Linked DNA regions of Homo sapiens: region 2 is linked to region 1. A link is a loop called in an ENCODE intact Hi-C map of the cell type or tissue named here. Cell type or tissue: Caco-2. All regions are shown on one strand.

Region 1 (8,000 bases):
TCCGTCCACTGCAGCCTCCGCCTCCCGGTTCAAGCAATTTTCCTGCCTCAGCCTCCCAAGTAGCTGGGATTACAGGCATGCGCCACCATGCCTGGCTAATTTTGTATATTTAGTAGACACGGATTTCTCCATGTAGGTCAGGCTGGTCTCAAACTCCTGACCTCAGGTGATCCACCCACCTCGGCCTCCCAAAGTGCTGGGATTACAGGCATGAGCCACCACGCCCGGCCTGCAACCACCACCTTTTTTACTGACTTCATAGATTGCCTTTTCCAGAATGTCATATAGTTGGAATTATAAAGTTTGTAGCTTTTTCTGATTGGCTTCTTTTACTTAGTAATTAGCATTTAAGGTTCTTCTGTGTCTTTTTATGGCTTGATATCTCATTTCTTTATACTGCTGAATAATACTCTGTTGTCTAGATGTATCACAGTTTATCCATCCACCTATGGAAGGGTATCTTGGTTGCTTCCAAGTTTTGATAATTATGAATAAAGCTGCTGTAAAAAGTGTAACATTTTGCATTCTCATCAGCACTTGATAAGCATTCTTGTTGCTTCCACTCTGTGTATCTTCTTTGATGAGATGTCTGTTCAGGTCTTTTACCTGGTTTTTAAATTTATTTGCATTCTTACAGAGTTTTAAGAGTTCTTTCTATATTTTAGATAACAGTTCTTCATTGTATATGTCAGCAGTCCTCAACTTTTTTGGCACTAGGGACTGGTTTTGTGGAAGACAATTTTTCCATTGACTGGAGTGGAAGCAGGTGGTTTCGGGGTGATTCAAGTGCATTACATTTATTGTGCACTTTATTTCTATTATTAGTACATTGTAATATATAATGAAATAATTGTACAACTCATCATAATGTAGAATCAGTGAGAGCCCTGAGCTTGTTTTCCTGCAATTAGCCAGTCCCATCTGGGGGTTATATGGGATACAGTGACAGATCATCAGGCTTTAGATTCTCATAAGGAGCGTGCAGCCTAGATCCCTCACATGCACATTTCACAATAAGGGTTCGTGCTTCTATGAGAATCTAGTGCTGTCACTGATCTGACAAGGTGCAAAGCTTAGGCAGTAATGCGAGCAATGGGGAACAGCTGTAAATACAGACGAAGCTTCACTCACTCACCTGCCACTTACCTCCTGCTGTGCAGCCCAGTTCCTAACAGGTCACGGACCAGTACTGGGGGTTGGGGACCCCTGATATGTATGATTTGCAAATATTTTCTCAGTGTCTGTGGCTTTTCTTTTCATTCTCTTGACAATGTCTTTCACAAAGCAAAAAATTTTAATTTAGTGACGTTCAGCTTATCAATTTTTTCTTTTACAGATCATGCCTTTGGTGTCATGTCTAAAAAGTCATCACCATACCCAATGCCATCTAGGTTTTCTCCTATGTTACCTTTTAGACAGTTTATAGTTTTGCATTTTGCATTTATGATGCATTTCAAGATAATTTTTGTCAAAGGTGTAAGGTCTATATCTAGATTTACTTTTTTTCTTTTTTTGCATGTGGATGTCTAGTTCTAGCATGACTTGTTGAAAAAATTTTCTTTTTTCTCCATTGTATTGCCTTTGCTCCTTTTTCAAAGATCTGTTGACCATATTTTTGTAGGTATATTTTTGCACTCTCTATTGTGTTCCATTGATGTATTTGTCTTTTCTTTCACCATTACCACACTGTCTTGATTACTGTAGCTTTATAGTAAGTCTTGAAGTTGGTAGTAGTCCTTCAGTTTGTTTTTCTGTCAATATTGTGTTGCCTATGTTAATTTTAGGTATTATGGAATATTATTCACAACTTTACTGATTCAAAAGGTACGCAGATATTTGGCCGAACATTATTTCTGGGTGTGTCTGCGAGGGTGTTTCCAAATGAGATTGATATTTGAATCTGTAGACTGAGTAAAGCAGATTGCCCTCTCTATTGTGGGTGAGTAGGCCTCTTTTGAGGCCTTCCATCTAGCTGGAACCTACACCATTGACACTTCTGGTTCTTAGGCCTTTGAACTTAGACTACAACTTATAAAATGGTTCTCAAGCCTTTTTGTACTTGGACCAGAACTTATAAAATAGTTCTCAAGCCTTTGGACTTGGATTGGAGCTTTCCTGGTTTTACAGCTTAGGCATAGCAGATTGTGGGACATTTCAGTCTGCATAATCACATAAGCCAATTCCTTATTACAAATCTCTTCTTAGATATCTGTTTATATATATATATATGTACAGATATAATAAATTTATCCCATTGGGTTTTTTCCTCTGAATATATGAATAGTTTATGCACTACAATTACAGTTTTAGAGTATTCTGAATTTAACTATGTATGTACCTTTACCAGTGAGTTTTATATTATACTTTCAGATGATTTCTTATTGTGTGTTAGCATCCTTTTCTTTCAAGTTGAAAAATTCTCTTTAGCATTTCTGGTAAGGTAGGTCTGGTGTGAAGTCCTTCATCTTTGTTTATCTACATATTTCTCCTTTGTGTTTGAAGAATAGCTTTGCGGGGTACAGTATTCTCAGTTGAAAGTTGTTTCCTTTTTTTTTTTTTTTCCTTCAGCACATTGAATATGTCATCTCATTCCCTCTTGGCCTGTAAGGTTTCCACTGAGAAGTGTGCTGCCAGATGTATTGGAGTTCCTTCATTTGTTACCTGTTTCTTTTCTCTTACTGCTTTTAGGATTCTTTCTTTGTCCTTAACCTATAAGAGTTTGATTTTATGCCTTGAAGGTAGTCTTATTTGGGGTGAAGCTGCTTGGTGTTCTTTGATCTTATAACTGCATATTTGTATCTTTCTCTAGGTTTGGAAAACTGTTATTATTCCTTTGAATAAACGTTCTACCCCAGTCTCTGTACTTCCTCTTTAAGGCCAATAACTCTTAGATTTGCCCTTTTGAGGCTATTTTCCAGACTTGTAAGCATTCTTCTTTCTTTTTCACTCCTTTTTTCTTTTTCTCCCCTGATTCTGTATTTTGAAATAGCCTGTCTTTAAGCTAATTCTTTCTTCTGCTTGATCAATTCTGTTTAGATAGTAATACATATTTTTGTTCATTAATTGAATATTTCAGCTCCAGGATTTTTGTTGGATTCTTTAAATTATTTTAATCTCTTTGTTAAATTTCCCTGAAAGATTTATGAATTCCTTCTCTGTTTTTTTGAAGTTCATTGAGATTCCTCAAAAAGCTATTTGGAATTCCCTGAGAAGTCATATATCTGTACTACTCCAGGATTGGTCACTGGTGCCTCATTTAGTCTGTTTGGTGAGGTCACATTTTCCTGACTGTTCTTGATGCTTGTGGATGTTTTTCAGTGTCTGGGCATAGAAGAGTTAGATATTTATTCCAGTCTTTGTAATCTGGACTTGTTAGTATCCATCCTTTTTCAGAGGGCCTTCTAAGCATTCAGAGTTTATCTAAAGTATTACCTAAGCCTGTGGTCACTGTAACCATTTCAGCACTAGAGGGCACTCTAAGCCCAGGTACACTGCAACTTCTGCAGATTGCTGAATTCCCAGCCCTAATGGACTTGAAGATAAGGGAGAAGTTGCTGGGTTCCCAGGCAAAATCCCTCTTCTTCCCCCAGGTGGAATGAGTGTCTGTTTATGCTGGTCTGACCAGAGTTGGGGAAGAAGTGACACAGACACTCTTGTGGCCACCACAGCTGGCCTCATGCTGGGTCATATTTGAACTGTCATTGATGTTTACTGAAGGTCCAAGGCCACTTTAGTCAGCAGGTAATGAATCCTGCAGGGACTTGGGGTCCATCCCCCCAGGGCAGAGGATTCCCTTCTGTCCCAGGGTGGGTCTAGAAGTGCCATGTGGGAACAACAGCCTGGAATCAGGGGCTTTAGGATTCTGCCTGGTGCTTTGTTTTACTGTGGCTGGGCTGGTACCTGGGTTGCAAGGCAAAGTCTCCTATACTCTTCCTCTCCTTGCCCCAAGTGGAAGAAGTCTCTACACTGTACTGCCTAGAATGAGGGGAGGGGTGATGGAGGCATTCCCATGGCCACCACAGCTGGTGTCACACTTGGTTGTAGTACCCTGGGCTCACAGCCTCTGCTGAGACCAGCACAGCACTGGGGCTCACCCAAAGACTACAGTTGCCATGGTCTGGCTGCCACTGACATTTATTGGGAGCCCAGGGCCACTTTATTCAGCCAGTAGCAAAGCAGACTAGGACTAAGATTCCTCCCACTAGGGCAGCAGACTTCTTTCTGTCTGTTCAAGGATGGTCTAAATGCCCCCTGTGGGCACCAGTAGATTTCTGCCCAGTGCTGTGTTCCACTGTGACAGGGCAACATGGAGTTCCAGTGCAAAGTCCCGTAGTTATTTCACACTCCCTCTGCAAAGCACAAAGATTATCTCTCTGGGGTGTACTGCCGGGGCTTGGGAGAGGATGGTATAGACAGTTCAAGACTGTCTATGGAGTTCCTATCATCTTCAATGCATCTTTTCTTGTAGGAACTGTGATCTCTTAACTGACTTAGTTCTTATGAAGGTGCTTTTTTGCATGGATAGTTACTCAATTTGATATTCTTGCAGGTCTAGGGGGTGATTGCTGGAAGATTCTGTTTGGCCACCTTTTCATACATTTCTCTCTTTTATGCAGTCGTCATCTGACTCTGTACTTTGAGTGGCCTCCAAAGCCAACTCGGTTTCAGATTTTTATTTTTTCAATAACAAGTAAAATGAAGTGTTATTTTTTATTTCCTTGTTATGCCATAGGTATAAATGGTAAGTGCTTTTATTTGCTCTCTTTATTGATCTGTATGTTTTTTGAGGGTATATGGGGATATTGGAATTTAGATGATTGTCATTATTCTATGAGAACCTAGAATTTTAGCCCTTTAAGTATTTTACTGCCTTAGTAGCTGTTAGGTTAGACCACATAAAATTGCAATTTTTGTAGCTCAAGAACTTTTGAATATCACCAGTTTTATATGGTTCTACCTGATAGAAACATAAGCAAGCTTTTTAGTATTAATTTCAAGTTGATAAAGTCTACATTTTTATCAGCTTTACTGAGGTATAATTTATATACAATAAAATGCACCCATCTAGTGTACAGTTAGTGGGTATTTACAGTTGTTTACACTTATGTAACCACCACCACTATCAAGATATAGAACATTTTTCTCCAGAAAGCTCCCTTGTACCCCTTTGCACTCGTCCCCACACCCTATCCCAGGCAACCTCTAAACTGCTCTCTGTCATTAGATTAGATTTGTAAAGACTGCATTTTAAAATTGGCCTGTGGATCTTGTGTGATTTGAAGCTTGCATACCTTGGCTCTCCTTCCTCTTTATGTGTGCACTAGGCTCAGGGTTTTTTCATTTGTGAATAGGTCCACTCATCTTCTGCCCAGTACTTTAAACTTCATGTATCTTGAACTGAGGTACATCTCTGAAGACTCATTCTGCTTTTCTCTTTCATGTCTTTGCTTATGCTGTCCTTTCTGCCTAGAAAGTTTCCACTCTACTTTACTTTCCTGGTTTATTCCTACTTATCTTTCTAAAATCCATTTATATTGCTGATTTTAGATTGGGTTAGGTACTTTATTTATAGAAATAACTATCTTTGTTTATCTGTTTATCAATCATGTTTTTTATTGTTATATATAGTAATTATTTGTGTCCTTTACTGAGGTAACAGTAGCTTCTTGAGGGTAACAACTATGCCTTCTGCAATTTGGCCATCATTATGCACCTCTACACATGATGCGTACTTAATAAATGTTTAATTCATGCTGAATAAGTTTCAACTTCTGCGTATAGAGTTAAAACTAAATCTACATAGTATAAGTTAAAGAAGTCTTAGTAATAGGAACTAAGAAAAACTGAAGTTGAACTAATGGGATCCTGTAAGCATGAAGGAGAAATGGGCATAGTTCCCTTGGACCATAGTTGTACTTGCTGAAACCAGTTTTGCATGAATTCTTTGCTCTTCAATTCTTCTCTTGCCATGTATTTTTGGAACTTCACCAAGCAATGTCTGTGGAGAATGATAAAATAGCTTTGTGTAAAGTATGAGCTATATGTAGTAAATTAAGTGCAAATAAGAAGAAAAATGAGCTCGCTCGCTCTCCATATATACATATATACACATATATATACACATACATACAAACACACACACGCGCGTGCGCGCGTGCACGCACACTCACCCTGACTTTGTTATCATAAACCCAGAGGGACCTCAAGAACAGCTGTTGGGTTATCTGTCTACTACTAGTAAAGCCAGCTCAAAATTAACTGCAACTACTATTCCTTCTGGATGTTGTCACTGCATAGTAGAGTTATGTAAGCTTTGCTGGAGAAGTTTTAGTCGAGAGAAGTTCAGTAAAGTATATACAAACACATCTGTAATCCTGAAAAAACATATTTTTTATTTACTAAACATAATTTGTGATCATTCTTTATTGTATAGTAATTTTTAAAAATTTGAAAGTGCTACAAGGTGCTCAAATTTATCTCAGTTTGACATTTTCAAAGCAGAAATCTTAAATTTGAAAGTTTCCCATCTTGATTAATAAAAGCCAATTTTTTCCGTCTTATTTTGTAGTCGTACACAGTATGTTAAAATACAACTTTATTTTTACTTGTAGTGTATGCAGAGAATATTTCCAAAATGGTGGGAAGAGAAAAGCACTTGAGAAAGATGAAAAAAGAGCTGTACTTGCCACTAAGACCACTCCAGCCTTAAATATGCATGAGTCTTCTCAACTTGAAGGTCATTTAACCAACCTCAGCTTTACAAACCCTGAATTTATAACTGAGTAAGTATACTTTTTCTACTTTGATTATCCTGGATAACTGTATTAATGTGAAATAATGCAGTGGTTCATACTAAACAGTGAGCAGTTTACTTGCTCCTCCAGTAGTTACATGATAGACTGAGAAATGCAGATAGGTAATATTATTAGATTAAAAACTAGCAGAAAATTGTAAGAGCTATCTGGAAAACTAGTGGTTCTGTAGCATGTGTTGTTCTAACTGAAAATGAGAAAGAATGGTTCATTAAATACGATTATATAATTATACATTGTTACATAATTATATATATTACATATATGTTATGGCTATATGTGTGTATATAACATATAATTGTTATATAATAGTATTATATAGTTATAATGTACAATGTAATATGTAATTATATAACAATATGTAATTCTTATGTAATTATCAAAACAAAGAATCAAAACAGCAAAATACAATTAAAGTGGCTATCCACTAAGAATTTACAAATAAGGAAAAATAATGAAAGGTTATTAATAGAACCAATTACCATTGTTTTATTGTTGGTAAGAAAATCTGCCTGCTAGTAAGATTATATGCATATAGGCATAAATTTTATAAGTACATGACTATTATAATCCAATTAATTATTAGTACAGGCATAACTTATTTATTGCGCTTGCTTTATTGTACTTCACAGATATTACATTTTTTACAAATTGAAGGTTTGTGGCAACCCTGAGTCAAGCAAGTCGATTGGCACCATTTTCCCAATAGCATGTACTCACTGTGGCTCTGTGATATGGTTTAATTGTGTCCCCACCCAAATCTCATCTTGAGTTGTAGCTCCAATAATTCTCATGTGTTGTGGGAAGGACCCTGTGGGAAATAATTGAATCATGGGGGCGGTTTCCCCCATACTGTTCTCGTGGTAGTGAGTAAGTCTCACGAGATCTGATGGTTTTATAAGGAGTTTCCCCTTTAGCTTGGCTCTCATTCTCTCTTGCCTGCCACCATGTAAGTAAGATATGCCTTTCGCCTTCCATCATGATTGTGAGGCCTCCCCAGCAACATGGAGCTGTGAGTCCATTAAACCTCTTTTTCTTTATAAATTACCCAGGCTCAGAGATGTCTTTATCAGCAGCATGAAAACGCACTAATACACTGTCACATTTTAGTAATTCTCACAATATTTCAAACTTTTTCATTATTATGATGTCTGTTTTGGTGATCTGTGATCAGTGATCTTTGATGTT
Region 2 (8,000 bases), 230 kb after region 1:
CTTTCCTGTGAGAATCGATGTCAATCAAATGCTTATAAAACTCCTTTCACGTAATTTTTTTCAGAGCAATGCCACAGTTAAAAGCTTGCTAGGATTCGCAGTGCAGTTTTTCTTGCTCATCCCGAGCACATCACAGACAAAGGATCACTGAGGGTTTGAGTATTCTACCTTATACATTCTAAAGGATTTAAAATGAAAAAATATTTTCATGTCTCTCAGCTGAGGCCTTAAAAGCCTATCTTTTATTTCTGAGGCTGAAGAAGGTCTGGGATTCTCTCTCTTGGGCCTGGATTTCCATTCTCAATGTATCATATCATGGATTTTTTAAAAAGATGATCATTAGATTACCAATTTAACTAGTAGAAGACTAGATGCCAAAATTTATGAACTGTATGTATTGGTCAGGGTTCTCCAGAGAAATTGAACCAATGGGAGATAATGCATATATATATATATATGATGGAATTTATTAAGTTGTTGCTCAGGCATTATGGAGTCTGAGAAGGTTCACAATCTGCAATCTACAAGCTAGAGGCCCAGGAAAGCTGGTGATGTAGTTCCAAGGTCTGAGAGCCTGAGAGCCAATAGTATAGATTCCAGTCTGGGTCTAAAGACTTGAGAGCCAGGAGCACCAACAGAGGAAGACTGATGTCCCAGATCAAGCAGTCCGTCAGAGTTAATTAAACCTTCCTTGGCCTTTTTGTTCTATTCAGGCCCTCAATGGACTGGATGATACCCACTCATGCTGGGGAGGGTCATGTGCTTTACTCAGTCTGCCCATTCAAATGGGAATTTTTTCCAGAAACATCCTCAGAGGCACATGAGGATGAGAAATAATGGTTAGCCAGCAGCCCATGACACTCAAGACCCAATCAAGTTGGCCTATAGAATTAATCATCACAATGTAATATGATGATGTAAGTGTTGGTTTGGATTTTGAATAACATGGATATTGAGATGAGGCAAAGAGTAGAATAACTGAGTCATCTGGTAGCAACTGGTAAGAACCACAATACTCCTGTTAGCCTCACAAAAAAAGGACACCCTCTCCCATTATGGGTTTGGGATAGCAGTATTCTCTTTGGCCAGCTGTGGACACTTATATGTCTGCTGAGACAGTTACTAAAGAGGCCACAGCCTCTGACTGAAAGAAGTATAACCCAGGATCCTGGCACCCTTCAGGCTGCTTAGACTGTAGCATGGACCAAATACCACCCAGCTAGAGACACTGCAGGATGCACCTCTTCCTGAGGAACACTCCCACTCCCAGGGCCATAGGAGGAAATAACAAGACATGCTTTTAATGTGAATATATGTAAGTATGACTGCTCTCTGTTACAAGGCAGAGCCTAATAGGAAAACATCCAAAGTCACAGCCCCTGGCCACCATCAATACAATCCACAAACCAATCTAGATCCTTCTGATTTTCCTTCAAAATAATAATTTCATTAATGCCCATTACTGTAACCAGCCCAGGCTGTGGTTTTGTCATGTGTAGATTAAGTAACTATTATATCTTGAAGGCCTGCCACATGACAGGCACTTCACATACATCATTATTCTCACAATCACACTTAACTTAATAGTAAAGCTATTTTATGGATGAGGAAAACAGTGGAAAGCTGTTTCTGTTTGGCTGACACACCTTCCTTTCCCACATCCTCTTTTGGGGCTCCTGCTCTGCCCCATTCCTGTGATGCCAATGACAGTGCTCTCATTCCTGCTCCCAGACATATTTAGGTCAACCTCTGGCCACAGAGATGTCCCGGGGTGAGACAACAACAATCAATCATGCAATAACAACAACAGCTTTGTGCTGGCAACTATTCCAAACACTTTAAATATTTTAAGTCATTTACTCCTTACAACAACCCTATGATGTAAGTCCTATTGTTTTTCCCATTTATCAGAAGAGGAGACAGAGGCACAGAGATTTAAGAAACTTGCCTAAGCTTATAAGTTAGGCTTTTCTCAAAACTTAAGGACTTCGGTTGGGCGCGGTGGCTCACGCCTGTAATCCCAGCACTTTGGTAGGCTGAGGCAGGTGGATCATGAGGTCAGGAGATCAAGACCATCCTGGCCAGGTGAAACCCCGTCTCTACTAAAAATACAAAAATTAGCCAGGCATGGTGGCATGTGCCTGTAATCCCAGCTACTCGGGAGGCTGAGGCATGAGATTCGCTTGAATCAGGGAGTCGGAGGTTGCAGTGGGCCAAGATCGCGCCACTGCACTCCAGCCTGGCGACAGAGCGAGACTCCGTCTCAAAAAAAAAAAAAAAAAAAGTAAAGACTTCAATTGTAGAAAGAGCCCTTTTCTCCTTGGCAATGAAGCAAGAAGAGGTGAGCACAAAGTTATGAATAGTCACATCCCTTACCCCATTGTGAAACCTTCCCCAACTTCCTTAGAGAAGAAAAGAGAATTCTGGCAGGTTTTATATCTCTAGTTCAATTTCTTGAGTTCCCCCAGCTGTCTGGGTTCATGTTTTCCCAAACCTTGGTTGTTCAGCTTTGTGAGGCCAATCCAGTAATTATCCAAGAAATTTCTTCTTTTGTTAAATCTAGATTGAGTTGGAATTCAATTACTTGCCAGCAAAAGATTCCTGATTTATATAAGAAGTAGGCTCAGAGAGGCTAGATGATAAAGGTAGTGTTACCACCAGGCTTTTCTGATTGGAAAGGTGCTCTCTGTCAGGCCTCTGAGCCCAAGCTAAGCCATCATATCCCCTGTGACCTGCACATATACATCCAGATAGCCTGAAGTAACTGAAGAATCACAAAAGAAGTGAAAATGGCCTTTTCCTGCCTTAACTGATGACATTACCTTGTGAAATTCCTTACCCTGGCTCATCCTGGCTCAAAAGCTCCCCAACTGAGCACCTTGTGACCCCCACTCCTGCCTACCAAAGAACAACCCCCTTTGACTAATTTTCCTTTACCTACCCAAATCCTATAAAATGGCCCCACCCCTATCTCCCTTCGCTGACTCTCTTTTAGGACTCAGCCCGCCTGTACCCAGGTGAAATAAACAGCCTTGGTGCTCACACAAAGCCTGTTTGGTGGTCTCTTCTCACGGACGGGAGTGACTCTCTACTCTATTTGACCACCTCTTCTCCTTGGAAGCCTCCTCAGCAGGCCTGTCATCATAGGATCTTGCCATTTCATTTCCTTCTGTTTATCACTGCACAGTTAGCCTTTCTTCTCTTTTTTTTTTTGAGACAGTCTCACTCTTTTCACCCAGGCTAGAGTGCAATGGCACAATCTCGGCTCAGTGCAACCTCTGCCTCCCAGTTTCAAGTGATTCTCCTGCCTCAGCCTCCCAAGCAGCTGGGATTACAGGCAACAGCCACCACACCCAGCTAATTTTGTATTTTTAGAACAGACGGGGTTTCGCCATGTTGGTCAGGCTGGTCTCAAACTTCCAACCTCAGGTGATCCATCCACCTTGGCCTCCCAAAGTGCTGGGATTACAGGTGTGGGCCACCACATCTGGCCACCTTTCTTAAATATTGCTTTTCAGCACTTTTAAATTTCTCCAAAAGTTTTCAGTATTTTCTGATGCATCAAACCCAAACCTCTCTGCTTAGTTTTCAACACACTCCAAATCAGGCCTTATGTAAATTTGAAAACTTTTCCACCATCCTCCACCCAATAAGAACCTAGACCAATCAATGTCATTCACATTTCTGTAATTTCTTTACTCAAGTCCTTTCAAATGACAAACATTGAACCCATTCAAGACTCAGTTCAGGGAATCTACTCTAATTATCATTAACTTCTTTAAGAGTATCAGAACTACTTTGAAAACCTAATTTACAAGGGTAAGTGGAACCAGAATATTTATCTTCATATCTACATATATGATATGGTTTGGCTCTGGGTCCCCACCCAAATCTCATCTCGTAGCTCCCATAATTCCCACATGTTGTGGAGGGACCCAGTGGGAGATGACTGAATCATGGGAGTGGGTCTTTCCTGTGCTGTTCTCATGATAGTGAAGGAGTCTCACAAGATCTGATGGTTTTAAAAATGGGAATTTCCCTGCACAAGCCCTTTCTGCCTGCTGCCATCCACGTAAGATGTGACTTGTTCCTCCTTACCTTCCACCATGATTGAGGCCTCCCCAGCCATGTGGAACTATGAGTCCAATTAAATCTCTTTCTTTTGTAAATTGCCCAGTTTCAGGTATGTCTCTATCAGCAGTGTGAAAATGGACTAATTCTATATACTTTCATTTCATCTGTTAAATTCTCATGAAAGTATTGCTAATCGGGAAATGTAAAACAGATGTTGTAGGAAAAAAAATTGTAGAATGGATTCCATCTTGAGTAATTGTGAAGCTTATTTCCTTTCAAACTTTTGTCTTTTAGTTAATGTCTCATGTTTTATTTTCTGTTTGGTGACAAACACATCAGAATTCAGATAAAAATCCATCTGCATGGGAAAAAACAAGGACTATGATTTTCTCCAAACATATATCTCTTAACTGAGATATACTGTCTTTCCTGCAAGAAGTTCAAAGGCTTTCCCCTGTGTGAAATCTGCTGCTCCCCAGTGGCAGTCTTCAGGGAAGCTGGGCTTGCAGTCCTCCCATTCCAAAGCAATTCACTCTTGAGCACACTCAGGAGTTCTGCAATCCAATTAAGTGGAAAGTCACAAAGCACACTGATGACAGGCAGAACTCTACCTCCTGTTGTTTCTAAAAATGCTATTTCTACTTTATTTTTCCTGAATCTTGGAAGATATGTTATAATTTCTGGTTAAAGTAAAAACTGTTTTGAGTCTTTGACTTTATGTGGAACTTAAAGATCCTCCACTTTTATGGGTTAATGCTCCTACAAGCCTTGTTTGGCTTGTTCTCTAACTCTCACAATGTTCAAATGTGATTTATAAAAGGAAAATTAATAAACATCTAGAAGACAATAAAAGAAATATTCTCATGCCTTCAGGATGAGAAACAAATTTCTGCAACAGGACACAGAAAAAGTACCAACAATTAAAAAAAAACTGATGAATTTGACTTTTTTAAAATCTAAAACTTATGTTCCTCAAATGACACAGTTAAGACAGTTAAAACACACACACACACACACACACACACACACAAACAGCCACAGACTGGGAGGAGATATTTTACATATATAAGAACAAATTAATAAGAAAAAATAATCTGTTTTTAAAATAATGAGCAAAAGCCTTGAACCAGCACTGCACAAAATAGAAAATCCAAATAAACATCAGCTTTGTGAAAAGTAATGAATTTCATTAGTAATCAAGGAAGTGCAAATAAAGATGCAATATCAGTATCGCCTATTTAGCTAAAATTCAAAACTTGAAATACTATATTTGAAGAATTAGATCACTAGACTACATCACTGATGGAAGCATAAATCGTTACCACCATTTGGAGAAACTTGTTGGTGTTATCTACAAAAGTCAAGAATATTCATCCTATGATAAAATAATCCACTCGTGAATATACAACTTAATAGAAATATGTGCACAAAAGTGTTCATAGAAGCATCATTATTCATAAGAGCCCAAACCTAGCTATAAACACAAATATCCATCAGCAGTAAAACAGATAAATTATGGTATGTTCTATAGTGGAATACACTACAAAAACTAAAACAAATAGCTACACCTAACAACATAGAAGAATTTCAAAAATATTGGGTAGAGCAAAGCCAACACACACACACATACAGAAGTACTATGTGATTATACTTATAGGATGCTCAAAAATCAGGCAAAACTAAACCATAAAGTTAAGATAGTGCTTGCCTTTAAGAAAGAGAATACATTGAGCTGTGCAGTTATAATTTGTGCATTTTTTTCTACATGTATGTTAAACTTTGATTTAAATATATTAAAAAAATTATTGGCACTAGCAATTAGAAAATGATCAGATTTCTCAGAAGATTTTCAATAGACTAATTTGACTAAAAGGCTGATTTAAAGTTTTTATATAAAATGGAAGTGAAAAAAATGGAGGCAGTTGGCATCCAAACATTGAAAACATTGAAGCAATCAGTATCAGCTCACCCAAATATAAATTATAATAAGCATATTTGTTTATGTGTACAATTAACTTGCTTGCTCCTCAATCTTTAATTTAGCTTTAGTGTAAATCTTCACACAGATGGTTCCTATTGTTTAAATTAACCATAGTAATCCATAAACTCAATAATGAACATCCATACTCTACAGAATTGAGAAGCATTTTCAGTTTTGTGATACAAATGGCTAATCTTGGATGACTTTGTTAGTTGTGACTTTGAATTAATGGTATGTCTGGCTTGAAAATTTGTTTTTAAAATAATAAATATTGAAAGGTGAGTTTTAATTATCAATGCACACACAGTTTATCTCCAGTTCTAATAGCAATAGAGCTTCAGTATTCATACTCTATTTTTCACATTCTGAGTGAGATGACCCAGCAATACCTACTGTAATTAAAAAATTAATACAAATATAAGAAATGTACTCCAATGTAAAAATTAAAACAGAGGTAAGTGGCACAAAATAAATTTTTATTCAAGAAAGTAATGAATAACTTTGCTATGTTTCTAAGTCTGATTTTCTTATTAGAATAACTATTCAGTCTTCCATTTTGGAACTTGCTTACTTTCTTTTTATATAACAAAAAGCTATTCTCATTTTATTAAAACCATTCCATTAACTAGGTGACCTTTCACTTCATAAGACTTGGCACTAAGTTTGATTCAAATTCCAAGCCTAAAGCACTCTCAGCTGAAGGCAAACAAATATTTCTGAGCCTGAGCTTCAGAGAGAGGTTCCACACCACTTTCTGCATTAAGGTTCTCTGCCTTAATCAGTTGGGAGGGATTACTGCAACTCTAACTCACAAATTTGGTGAAGAGTGTTAAGTCCCATGGTCATAAAGCCATCAAATAAATATTTTGAAATACTGATTAAAGTTTAAAATTCACAGAATCATAATTTCTGAAGGTATTCTCAAAGTGAAACTCAAAGTTGGATGTATTTTGAAATTTACCAAAAATGTAAACTTAACAAATAAACTTTTTCATTGCTGTAGGATTAAGATTACTGGGTTAACAAAATTATAAAAACCCTGGAAGACAACCTAGGCAACACCATTCAGGACATAGGAATTGGCAAAGACTTCATGATGAAGATACCAAAAGTAATTGCAACAGAAGCAAAAATTGACAAATGGGATCTAATTAAATGAAAGAGCTTCTGCACAGCAAGGAAACTATCAACAGAGTGAACAGACAACCTACAGAATGCAAACTATGCAAAAATTTGACAAAGGTCTAATATCCAGCATCTATAAGAAACTTAACCAAATTTATAAGAAACAAACAACCCCATTAAAAAATGGGCAAAGGACATGAACAGACACTTTTCAAAAGAAGACATACATGTGGCCAACAATCATATGAAAAAAATTTCAGCAAGGATTGCTGGCAAGATGGCTGAATAGGAACAGCTCTGGTCTGCACCTCCCAGTGAGATTGATGCAGAAGGTGGGTGATTTCTGCATTTCCAACTGAGTTACCCAGTTCATCTCATTGGGACTGGTTGGACAGTGGGGGCAGCCCAAGGAGGGTGAGCTGAAGCAGGGTGGGGTATTGCCTTACCCAGTAAGCACAAGGGGTCAGGGAACTCCCTCTACCAGCCAAGGGAAGCCATTAGGGACTGTACCTTGCACTCCGGCCCAGATACTGTGCTTTCCCCATGGTCTTTACAACCCACAGGCCAGGAGATTCCTTCCCATGCCTACACCACCAGGGCCCTGGGTTTCCAGCACAAAACAGGGTGGTCATTTGGGTGGACACTGAGCTAGCCACAGAAGTTTTTTTTTTTTTTTTTTCATACCCCAGTGTTGCCCAGAACACCAGTGAGACAGAACTGTTCACTCCCCTGGAAAGGGGGCTGAAGCCAGGGAGTCAAGTGGTCTGGCTCGTTGGGTCCCACCCCGACAGAGCCCAGCAGGCTAAGATCCACTGGCTTG

What was found. Peaks named below come from ENCODE experiments on the same cell type or tissue, not always from the same donor. Only the 100,000 strongest peaks of a DNase experiment are listed, where the experiment ranks them.
Region 2: a loop joins it to region 1, with 20 times the contacts of the local background. A loop is called at or near these places in 8 of 110 quality-filtered maps.

The regions. Positions count from the first base shown.
Region 1 is chr7:112,894,351-112,902,350 of GRCh38, reverse strand. SAMTOR (S-adenosylmethionine sensor upstream of mTORC1) reads left to right here. Exons shown (of 5, transcript NM_152556.3): 3 at 6,612-6,782. Among named protein-coding and RNA genes, the nearest start is that of SAMTOR, 42 kb to the left of the region's middle. RefSeq lists enhancers at 3,402-3,451, 3,632-3,731. In Caco-2, a CTCF peak has its summit at 3,490 (motif pointing right); a DNase peak (open chromatin) is centred at 3,490.
Region 2 is chr7:112,662,470-112,670,469 of GRCh38, reverse strand. All of the region lies in intron 5 of LOC101928012 (a long non-coding RNA gene), which reads right to left. Among named protein-coding and RNA genes, the nearest start is that of LINC03076, 48 kb to the right of the region's middle. In Caco-2, no CTCF peak of the experiment used is centred here; a DNase peak (open chromatin) is centred at 4,559.